Linked DNA regions of Homo sapiens: regions 1, 2 and 3 are each linked to region 4. The links are chromatin contacts, found by Hi-C or POLR2A ChIA-PET in ENCODE. All regions are on one chromosome and are shown on one strand. Each heading gives the region's core, a stretch centred on a gene start or an enhancer-like site at or near the end of the contact. The rest is flanking DNA. Distances are from core to core; before and after follow the strand shown. Region 1 holds the start of BLOC1S2 (biogenesis of lysosomal organelles complex 1 subunit 2). Region 2 holds the start of NDUFB8 (NADH:ubiquinone oxidoreductase subunit B8). Region 3 overlaps ERLIN1 (ER lipid raft associated 1). Region 4 holds the start of SLC25A28 (solute carrier family 25 member 28).

Region 1 (2,700 bases), core at 23-2,522, 670 kb after region 4:
CCCGCCACCACGGCCGGCTAATTTTTGTATTTTTAGTGGAGACAGGATTTCGCCATTTTGCCCAGGCTGGTCTCAAACTCCTGACCTCAAGTGATCCACCAGCCTCGGCCTCTGGGATTAAAGGCATGAGCCACCGCGCCCTGCCCATACTTCACTTTCTGATCCTCCTCCACACATAGGTCATGTGTCCACTTGGAAACGATCAAACACTAGTCATGTCCCAAAGGATGGGTTATCAAATCCTCAGACCAAACTAATAGGTCCCTAAATCTGCAGGTCACTCCCCGTTCCTCAATTTCATTTCTCTTTATCCCGGTAAACACATCTTCTGCTTTAGCCAAACACACTGCTTGCACATACCACCTCATTCGCTAGTTGTATCATCTCCCCCTTTTCCACCAATAATTCCCTTCACAACCCTGCTCAAAATACACTTTCCCCAAGGAAGCACTTCTTGATTACTGTTGCTGGATATGAACTCTTTTTTGTTATTGTTTTCTCATTAGTCTATGTTACAGAGGCCTGCAGAGTTGTATTTTCTTTCTCTCCCATTCATGGCCTCCCCCAACTTCCAACAGGCCTGTCTCAGGGCATGCAGGGTAGGAAGGGAGCTGCAGACTGATGCTGCTAACCATCTCCCAGGCCTCCTGGGCCAAACCGCACCCGAATCAACCCAGACCCCGCCTCACCCGTCAGTTCCCCAGTCAGGTAAGTGGCCATTTTGGAGAACATGTCCCGGCAGAGCTCAGTGATGTCAGCTTCAGCAGGCTCCTTTGCTTCCTCAGCTGTCTCCACGGCGGCATCGTCTGGGCCAAGGGAGAATGACTAAGTGTCCCGCCTACACCCGGTGCTAATCCAGCCAAAGCAGCCTGTTCCGACATCCCTCCACTTGCCTTCATTCCATCAAGTCGGCTCCATTCTCCATCTGCCATAATTTCAAGTCCTTCACTGCGTCCCTGCCCATCTGACACATCAACTCGCCTCCCTCGCACCGCCCCTCGCCCATACCCGGCACCCCCGCTCATCCTGGCACCATCCCAGTCACCCTGACAGGACAAACACTCGCGCGCAGCGACAAGTGCACTCCTCTCACCAGCCCGTTCCTGCCAGGTGAGCCACCACACACTCAACCTCGCCCACCCGAGACGGAGCCCCAGGCCCCCCACCGGACGCTTCCTCCCCATCCATTCCGGGTACCTCGGGCGGGCTCATCACTCCGGGTCGCCAGTACGCCCTCGGCTGCCGCCGCCATAGCGGACCCCGCGCTGTTTCCGGGCCGGGGTGCTGCGCATGCGCACTGGGTGTGCCCCGCCCACCCGGCCGGCCCTGCAGTCCTGCGCCTAGCGGTCCAGTCCAGCCTCAGGTCTATGACACAGCAAAGGGCGATTCCGGAGCCGAAATTGAAGCTACGCCAGGCTGTTGTGAATTGATCCACTGCCAACAGTCGCGACGTCTGGGACTGAGGGCGAGCTCATCCCTACAGTCACACCCTGGAGGGATCACTCATCTTGTACCACTCACGACCCGTCTGGGAATAGTCAACCCTGTTTGTGGCCTGCTGACCAAAACCACTGAAGACGGATTGCCCGCTCTCCTGACACTCCGCACTGGAGTTAGTCATCAAAAGATTGCTCAGGGAATCCAAAGTTTTACAGGTTGTCTCGTCCACACTTTGGGAAACCTTCAGGCATTGATCCCTGGTCCTAAATACTGTCCCTCCCAATGTCCTGAGTTAACACCAACTCACTGGCCCCTATTTCTTAAACTGCAGGCAGGCATCTACTTCTCTTCAGTTGATACAGCCTTCCTTGAAGAAAGCTTAGACTGTAACTTTTTTAGGGCTGAGGATACACTCTGGTTATCTTAATTGCATTTAAGCTGTTTCACAAGCCTCCTAGGTGTACAGAGTACTTAATGGGATGGGAGAACAGGAGTGAGTGAAAGAGATGGATGAGAAGAAGTGACTGGGGAGCAATTGAAGGTGCAAAATGAGGAGGGATAAAGGCCACAGAAGAAGGGATAGGAGATATTCAGCAGGCCTCAGGCAGGCTCCTGGACACCCAAAATCTTGGTAGTTTCTTTTCTTATCCCTGGTTATCCTCCCTCTGCACCCTCTCACCCCACCCCGATGCCAGTACATACACACACACGCCAGCTACCCCTTATCCCCAGCCCTCCTACCCTGACTGTCTCCACCCTGAGGACTGAGTCTCACTTGTCACCTGTCCCCACTTTTCCTATGGTGCAACCATAGTAGCCACTATTTCAAGCCATTCCTGCGAGCCAGAAGTTCTTTTTTTTGAAACAGAGTCTCGCTCTGTCACCCAGGCTGGAGTACAGTAACGTGATCTCGGCTCAGCTCACTGCAACCTCCACCTCCCGAGTTCAAACGATTCTCATGCCTCAGCCTCCCAAGTAGCTGGGATAACAGGCACGCGCCACCACACCTGGCTAATTTGTTTGTATTTTTATTAAAGACAGGATTTCAGCATTTTGCCCAGGCTTGTCTGGAACTTCTGGCCTCAAGTGATCCACCCAACATAGCCTCCCAAAGTGCTGGGATTACAAGCGTGAGTCACTGTGCTAGGCCTAGAAGTTCTTATAGCCCAGCTCCTTCACATCACTGCACCTACTCTATACCTCCTAGAGAGCATGAACCTATTCCAGCCCAGGCACATGGATGACCCACAATTTCAGCCT
Region 2 (2,700 bases), core at 175-2,674, 910 kb after region 4:
CCAAAGTCACCCAGCTAATTGGAATAAAAACAAAAAGGGTACAGATTAGAAAAGCACTCTTCTCGTAATAACTGTGTTCTTGACCACCCAGTTGGCATTCATCTCTGCGTCTCAAACACCTCATGGGACCTCTTGCTAAGCTGGGTTTTCCCCAACAAATCCAGGTTCATCTGACACTGGCTTCGAACAAGGCTGCTCTTGTCCACAACATAAGAAAAAACAGGAAATGATGACAACTAGACATATGCTACAGAAAATGAGTGTATAACAAGAAGAATAGAAGTTGCTGAAACCAAGATTGAAAGAGTGACATTAGGACAGGAAATAAAGGCGATGATAATCACTTCAGATAATTAACCATTGGGATGTTATGTGGGTATGGATACGGAAGAGTGTGGAAGGGATAGGATAACATCAACTGGAGTACGTAAGGGGGCTGGCTGTTTAATCTGCTTAATAGTTGCTACGATTTCCACAGCACTAACAGAAAAACATTTTTTTTAAAGAGACATACACACAAATATAGAGTACTCCGTTTACAAATAAGATTCTCATGACAGGAGTCCAGCTCCAGCCTGGTCACATGCCTGGATGACAGCACCTGAGCGCAGCAGATGCTCAATCTAAATGAAACTCGACGCTCTGGATAGAGCCAAGGAAGGCTCCTGCTATTCGGGGGTCCTCGAGGGAGCCATTAAAACCTCGGCTTCCTCATTTGAGGAAACAGCCTGAGCCAAGGAGAAAATTGAAGTCCTCTCAGCTGCAGCTGCTCACCCACCCCCCTCCCACCTCCCTCCACAGAGAAAAGCACCCACTCCATTGACTCTGAGGGGTCACGAGAAGGTTCGGGAAAAAGGGTCACAGTCAAGCCACCCAACCCAGCCGGCCTTCTCCCATCACTACTTGGGTGCGAGCATACCCTCTCTGTCTCACCCCATGCCATCATCCGGGTAAGGTTCGTAGTCTTCCACACGCATATTATACTTCTTGGCGGCGGCGGCCCGTTCTTCTGGGGTCCTAGGATAGGGCCCCGGGAACATGTCCTTGGTCATGTGGGAGGCTAGAACGCAGAAGAGAACAGGTCAGAAGCGAGCCCGCTCTCCAGCCGCTCCGAAGGCTTCAAGTCGCAGGGGCTGCAGAGGTCCGAGCCCGGGACTTCGCAGGATCAGTGCGATCCTCCACCCCATTTTCTGGATATATCAACGCCACCTCCACTCCCTACCCGGAGGCTGCCGCCGCGGCATCTACGATCCCCCCTCCCGATACACCAAATTTCAGGTACCCCCTTCCCACACTGAGGTCTCGCCCGTTCTCGCGGACCTGTCCGTGCGCCCAGCGGCATCACGTTCCGGGATGCCCTTTGCAGCCACTGGACTCCCAAGACCCCGGCCCTGGCCACCGCCATCTTCACCTTCTTCACGTTTCCCTTCTGCACATGCGCAAAGGCCTGTCACGGCGGCTGAGCCGGGCCAAACGTGACGGAGGAAGCCGGGAGTGAAGAAAAGCCGAAGGGTTCAACAGGGGCGGGGTTTAAATACGCAGTTGGGAAGCCAAGGGTTGGATAGAGGCTGGGAAGGATAAGCGGGAAGAAGGGAAAACCAGGCAGGTCTCTGACATTTCAGAATGTTGTGTCCTTTTTCTCCCTGAGCTGACTTAGACCCATCCAGGGATGATGGGAACTCGGAACCTGAGCAACTCAGGTAGACAGCTTAACCACCTCCCCCAGGAGCTGTACTAGTGAAATGAGCCTGTCTTACTCTCTTCTCTGGCTGCTTGCTTTCCTCTCCTTCACGGGCACTTCCTTCCATCCCCAAACATGATCATTCTTCAAATTCACCTGTTGGTCTTGCTTGTTGTTCTGTTCTCCAAATGGGTTGATCTTCACTTAGACGCCAGTGCAACACACAATTCGGCCCTGAATTGGCTCCTTAGTTTCAGTCCGTGTTTCCATCTGCATGTCTCAGTCACCTCAACCCAACAAATGTAAAATTAAACTTATCACCAGAGGCAGCTCTCCAGAGACAGCTTAAAGCCTCAGAGTTGGTAGGACTTGGATAAAACAAATTACAAACCGGCCCATAATGAACAAACTAACTCAACAGAAGAATTGGAGACATTATTATGTTTGCATATGAATGTTTTCACTTGGGATTTGAATAACTTACACATTATAAATATGCACGTATTTCCAGTGACTTTTCAGGTGACCACTGTTTTGGAGCAGAACCTATTATTATAAACATTCTCAAGTATATATCAGAGCAATAAAAATGCATATAAGCTGGGAGCTGTGGCTCACACCTGTAATCCCAACACTTTGGGAGGCCTAGGTTGGAGAATGGCTGGAGACCAGGAGTTTGAGACCAGCCTGGGTGACATAGTGAGACTTCGTCTCTTTTTTTTTAAGTTATAAAAAGTAAACAAATATGGATATATACTATTTAATATATAAATTTTGGGAAGGACTACACAGCAACTTGCTGTCTTGTAAATGACATCACTAGTTGATGTTCAGAATAATTGCACAACATCTGCATTCAACCAATAGCAAACCCTGATCCAATTTAGGTCAAGAAACAGAGTTGATCTAATTTATTTATTTTTATTAAGATATTATTCACATACCATAAATTCACCCTTTTAGGCCGGGTGCGGTGGCTCACGCCTGTAATCCCAGCACTTTGGGAGGCTGAGGTGGGA
Region 3 (2,700 bases), core at 121-2,620, 550 kb after region 4:
ACTACTCAGGAGGCTGAGGTGGGAGGATCGCTTAATCACTTGAGCCTGGGAGGTTGAGACTGCAGTGAGCCGTGATTGTGCCACTGCACTGCAGTCTGGGCAACAGAGCAAGACCTTGTCTCAAAAAAAAAAAAATTAAGAAAAAGAGAAATAAAACTCTGTATGAGCTCAGAGAAGGTATGAGGGAAAAGGAAAATATAAAAGAAGAAAAAAACAATAAAAATCTGCATGGTAACAAAAAGGACTCAGAAGTAAACAACCTCATAAAGTAGTATTACTGCTCCTTGGACTTCCAGTATTTATACATCTGTGGTATCCTTGACTTGTGCAAATTTATTTTTCCAGCGTCTTATACTTTCCCTTTTAACACATCAGCCAAATTTCCTAAAGACTTTTATTTCTTCTTTTCAGTACCAGTCATACGAAAACAATATTGCCATTTCAAACACAGTAAGTATTCCCCTAAAAGGGATCCTGTCAGAAACTAATTTCATGTCTTCTCATTCCCAGTCAGCCCTGGATACATAAAAGAGAAGACTACCAGGAGTCAACAGAAGCAAGGCTTCCCTAGAGGCACATTATAAAGAACCAGGTCTAATTTTAGATATACAATCACATACAATGGAAAACCAAACTTTATACCAACAAGGTATCTATTCCTACCATTACAACACAGAAACAAAATATGAGCACTCTCTTCAACCCTAACGGCTTCAGGACTCTTTCCTCTATTAAATATTTAATTCAAGGTACTATTCATATAAAATTATAGCTCCTTAAGCTTCCAGCAATAGTTTTACAGCAAACTGCATCTTTAGCCACTGAAACTGCTCCTGAAATGTCCATACATAAAGAGAACACTAGTAAGAGTCTAGTGGGAATTAAGACACAAGAATAGGCAATATTACTAGAGTAAGAGTAAAGAAGATAAGACACATACTCCACCCCAGAGTGTATTGTCTCACATGTTTCCTCTAGACTGGAATATTAATATGCAGACAGCCCTAAACAGAAATATTGGGATCCCATGCATATTACTCACATTAACTCAAAATTTCTTCTTATGGCTTCTGGGATTTTGGGTTTTGTAACACGCACAGCCTAAAAAATAAAAGTGAAAAAGCCAAAGTATATTTGAAAGATAAATCTTCAAATTAAATCTTCTACAGAAAAGCCCCTCAAATGATACTAATCTAATAAACAACAGCTATAATATAGCGGCCTACTAACACGTTTGGGGATCCCACCAGAACATTTACTTTTCATGCCATCACACCAAGAATCAAAGACAAGCTGCTTCTTATTTCCTTACACAATGCCAGATTACAGGAAAAACCATCTACCCACTGAGGAAACAACTGCCTTATGAAAAAGGTTCTCACTTAAAAGATGTTTTACAAAGGTCGTTAGATACTTTTGCTTTCTTTTTCAACCCTGTAAACCAAAGAAGCCGGGAAGGCAAAGTTCCAAGACTGAAATTGTAAAGTCAGAAACAATTAGTCAAATACAAAAACAAACAAAAAAACCCAGGTTGGTGTATACAATTTAATACAGTGAGTAGTGAGTAAATTAATCTATCACTTCCAACCCCTGCAATCACTTGGTATTTGCTGTAAGTAAACAGCCCACTGGCTGAAGGAAAACAAATATCAATTAAAAGCTTATATTCTTTCTTCCTTAACTCTCACTTAGAACAAAGTCTGTCTTTGTAGAGGCTGTTTACCAGACACTTTGTTTCCCTAATCATAGTGTTCTTTGACACAATTAAGATTATCTACCTGGACAGTACTGTTTTTTGAAGGCTGACTTTTCTACATCAAGGACTTGATCTCTCAAAAGCTTTTGATTTTACTAAACATACGATACCCCGCCGCCCCACCTATACTGCAAACACACACAAAAAACACTTTGCTGGTCTGAAGAAGTTTTCCTTCTGAAAACTGGCTAACCTTTTAAGAATAACAAAGCCTTTAAGCACTTAGTCTTCTTTAAAGGCTTTTAAAACTTTTAAGCGATATAGCATTTCCTATATGAAATAGATGAGTCAAATTTGTAGGTAATTTTGAGGACAATCATAACTAAATATAAGGATTACAGTGGAATGGAATAAGCAGCTGAAGGCTGTGTGGAAAAAACTCACAACACACTGGCAGTGACACATGTGAGGCCTCACAACTCAGTGGAGACATGCAGAAGACAAATAAAAATTCAGGACCAGATTTTGTGAGATGTCAGATTTCACCATGTGACTAGCAGACATAAGATTACTTCCAATATGGATTAATATGATTCAAGGAAGCACTGTCATACTGCATTTAATTAAGAGACTGGCCACATATCTTTTTAGCCTTATTAAAAGAAGCGTAAAGTAGGACTTTTTTTTTTTTTTTTGAGATGGAGTTTTGCTCTTGTTACCCAGGCTGGAGTGCGGTGGTGCAATCTCAGTTCACTGCAACCTCCGCCTCCCAGGTTCAAGCGATTCTTCTGCCTCAGCCTCCTTAGTTGCTGGGATTACAGGCATGCGCCACCAAGCCCGACTAATTTTTGTATTGTTTTTTAGTAGAGACAGGGTTTCACTGTGTTGGTCAAGCTGGTCTCGAACTCCTGAACTCAGGTGATCCAACCACCTCGGCCTCCCAAAGTGCTGGGATTACAGGCGTGAGCCACCACACTCGGCCAGGACTGTCTTTTGAAGACTCC
Region 4 (2,700 bases), core at 88-2,587:
TCTTTCTTCACCCAGCTTTCTTCAGAAGGACCTGACTTCAGTACACATAAATCATCCTGCTTGGTTGTGAATGCAATTAGTTTTACTTTCACAAGAATCGTGTCCTCTTGTTGATCTCTTTCCATTTTCTTCATACTTACATCTACTTTCTAATACCGTCACACTTCCTTTCTAGGCAACTTCTCCCTTTTTGCCAACTTCAGGTGGCCAAAGAAATATGCTATCAGTTTCATCTCTCTTGTTTGGAGGCTGATGTGCTCCCTGAACATACAGTCCTAATCCCAGCTCAATTTTCATGTTCAGGAAATAGGTGGGGTATCATGCTTGCTTCACAGAGAAACTGAAACCTATTCCTGAATACGATCTTTCCCACATTACTTCCAGTCTGGAATTCTGCATTCTCACTGCACAATGATTTCCAATCACTCATGTGTTAAGATTTAACATGTAAGTCCTTTATCTAGCTGAGAGATCCCAGATTCGGGTTCCTGCCCCGTCAGTAAGGGAAGATACAGCAAGGAGTTTGTAAAAGCACTAGCCCAGAAAACATCTCAAGCCGTTAGATCCATTTCAGGGTCTGGTTCACGCCAGTTGGCTTCACCTTAATCGAGTTAGTAGCACTTACCTGAGCTTCGGGATACCCCATCCCACCCTATTCCTGTTTAGTCCCAGGTGGGGTCCAGGGCTTTGGCTGACAGATTTTCGATCCTGAGTCCCGATTCAGATTTCACTGACGGTTAGAAATAGGTCCTGGTTCCTGACTGGGATCAACTCCCAGCTGGGACCTTGCTTGAATGGAGTGTCGGTTCGAATCATGTGGTAGTGGCAGGAGCCAGGAAGGAACCCATGTCGGCTCCGGCTCTCAGCCGGGATCCTGGCTCCGGACAAGACCCAGGGGTCGGGTCAGCCCCAGGTCGGGTTCGAAGCCGGGTGCAGGTCTCACCTTGACGCAGTCGATGGGGTACATCACGCAGTGCTCCAGGATCCCTGCCACGGCGCCTGCCACCATGTGCGTGGTGACAGTGGCTCCAGCCGGCAGCGCCTCGTAGTCCGGGCCGGAGTCCGGATCTTGTCGTACCGGGGGCCTGCAGGCCCCGGCCTCCCCGCCGCCGGCCCCCCGGCCCACGCCCCGCTGCAGCCACCCGTCCAGCAGCGCCGACTCCCCGGGGCTCCGCCCGGGCCCTGCCGCCGGCCCCCCCGCCACACCGCCAGCACCCCGCCCCTCCAACTCCATCCACCCGGGCCAGCTGCGGCGCCCACCCCCGCCGCCGCTGCCACCACTGCCGCCGCCGCCCCCCGGCCCCGTAGTGTCCGCCTCAGGCGCGGCCCAGAGAGCCCGGGGCCTCCGGCTCCCGCTTGGCCCCGCGGACACGCCCCCCAAGCAACCATTGGTGGAGACGCCAAGTTAGACCCACCCCTTTCCTTACGTACGAAAAATCAGCCGGTAGTATTAGCGAAGTCGCCTGTCATTCCTCCGCCCTGAGGCGTTGCTAGCGCCTACATCCCACCTTTTCCCCTTTGATCTTAGAAGCTTCTTGTTTATTGGTCACTGATTGGCCGACATGTGCGATCAACCCGCCTCTGACTTTTAGAAGGGCGGGAGAAACTTAAGGCTGAACTTTGATAGGCTCAACCACTCTTGATACTTTGACCGCGGCCATTGGCCCGCACCACGTCGGTCCCCGATTGGCTACAGAAAGAGCGACGCGCCCAGGGACTCTAGGGGCCGACTTCGGGCCCCTCACTAGCGCCTGCAGAGCTGCGGTCCCTGTGCGCGGGATCGCGTCGGGGGCGGGGCGGCGACAGGCCTTCAACGTCAAACTGCTGACGGGCGCCGTTACGACCCGCGCTCCCGTGCGCTCCTCAAATTCTGAGACGCGTGGCTGGAGAGCGGGCGGCCCTGGCCCCGGAGAGCCGTGTTCCCGCGGGATCTCGTCGCGGGCGTGAGGCGGGGCCGGCCTGGGCCGGTCATCCCTGGCTGGCGCGACCCGCAGCCTGTCCGGGAAGCCGTTGCGACATGCGGGCTGGGAACCGCCTCACCTCCAGGGGGGACCGCGGCGGCCCGCTAGACTCTGGTCGGGTCTGGAGTATTGGGCCCTCTGGCCGGACTCGGTGCTCCTCAGGCCCCAGCGCCCGGCACTGAGCCTCGCATCCACATTCGCAGAGTAAACCCAACAAGTGTTGAATGAATGAGGTTCCCCGGGCCCCGGCTGTCACTGGGCTCTGCGCCAGGCCAAGAGCCGAAGGCGGGGGAGGAAGATGTCGAAATGGGCGGGATGATTCACAGATGACGGCCGGTGGCGAGGCGGGGCTGGAGGCCGCATCCCAAAGGCAGCAGGGAAGTGCGGCGGCTGTGGGGAAGCTCGGACGCACGGCCTGGCCGAGTCTGAAGCATCAGTATTTTGTCCCTGAGCCGGCGCGCTGATGGGTCCCCCGCCTGGCGATGAGGGCTTCTCCCTCCCTCGGGTCAGCCCGGGTCCTGAGAGGCAAGGCCAGCGATTCCCGGCCTTAGGACCTCCTGCTCTAGGGAGCACGGGCGTCTTCTTCCATTTGCCTTCCCCGAGCGTGTTGGCACAAGCTGCCCGCGGTTTCCAGCTCTGTCTTCTCTGTTTTACCCAGATGATGCAACTGTGGACTTCTCCATCTGTTCATAGGTTTTCCTTGGATAGGAAAGATGTTTTCCTTTTTTCTTTCTAAAGT

Evidence for each region. A loop is a pair of places that touch in the nucleus more often than their neighbours do. ChIA-PET counts read pairs that join two places held with the same protein, here RNA polymerase II (POLR2A). Pooled maps may share reads with other maps.
Region 1: a map of ascending aorta shows a loop between it and region 4 (11-fold over the local background). The contact joins the promoter of BLOC1S2 here to the promoter of SLC25A28 in region 4. A Hi-C loop is called at or near these places in 1 of 168 maps with a recorded cell type or tissue (ascending aorta), 1 of 37 single-sample maps with no recorded cell type and 13 of 50 pooled maps.
Region 2: a map of ascending aorta shows a loop between it and region 4 (3-fold over the local background). The contact joins the promoter of NDUFB8 here to the promoter of SLC25A28 in region 4. A Hi-C loop is called at or near these places in 3 of 168 maps with a recorded cell type or tissue (CD4-positive, alpha-beta memory T cell, ascending aorta and breast epithelium), 1 of 37 single-sample maps with no recorded cell type and 18 of 50 pooled maps.
Region 3: a pooled map shows a loop between it and region 4 (4-fold over the local background). The contact joins the enhancer-like site here to the promoter of SLC25A28 in region 4. A Hi-C loop is called at or near these places in 1 of 37 single-sample maps with no recorded cell type and 6 of 50 pooled maps. POLR2A ChIA-PET finds 5 or more read pairs at or near these places in 1 of 52 experiments (activated T-cell).

What each region holds. Positions count from the first base shown.
Region 1 is chr10:100,285,408-100,288,107 of GRCh38, forward strand. It overlaps BLOC1S2 (biogenesis of lysosomal organelles complex 1 subunit 2), which reads right to left and starts at 1,273. Exons shown (of 5, transcript NM_173809.5): 1 at 1,198-1,273; 2 at 690-806. The coding sequence starts at 1,252. RefSeq lists enhancers at 507-1,014, 600-899 and a silencer at 1,190-1,389.
Region 2 is chr10:100,528,447-100,531,146 of GRCh38, forward strand. NDUFB8 (NADH:ubiquinone oxidoreductase subunit B8) reads right to left here and starts at 1,425. Exons shown (of 5, transcript NM_005004.4): 1 at 1,321-1,425; 2 at 934-1,060. The coding sequence starts at 1,405. RefSeq lists enhancers at 120-289, 1,132-1,714, 1,848-1,897.
Region 3 is chr10:100,166,306-100,169,005 of GRCh38, forward strand. It overlaps ERLIN1 (ER lipid raft associated 1), which reads right to left. Exons shown (of 11, transcript NM_006459.4): 7 at 1,043-1,101. Among named protein-coding and RNA genes, the nearest start is that of ERLIN1, 18 kb to the right of the region's middle. Within about 2 kb of position 1,371, at least 2 of the 41 ENCODE cell types and tissues checked have a DNase peak (open chromatin) inside an H3K27ac peak, as active enhancers do.
Region 4 is chr10:99,619,102-99,621,801 of GRCh38, forward strand. It overlaps SLC25A28 (solute carrier family 25 member 28), which reads right to left and starts at 1,338. Exons shown (of 4, transcript NM_031212.4): 1 at 944-1,338. The coding sequence starts at 1,234. SLC25A28-DT (SLC25A28 divergent transcript) reads left to right here and starts at 1,744. Exons shown (of 1, transcript NR_186534.1): 1 at 1,744-2,700. RefSeq lists enhancers at 564-1,146, 1,730-2,312, 2,313-2,700 and silencers at 1,029-1,188, 1,919-2,078.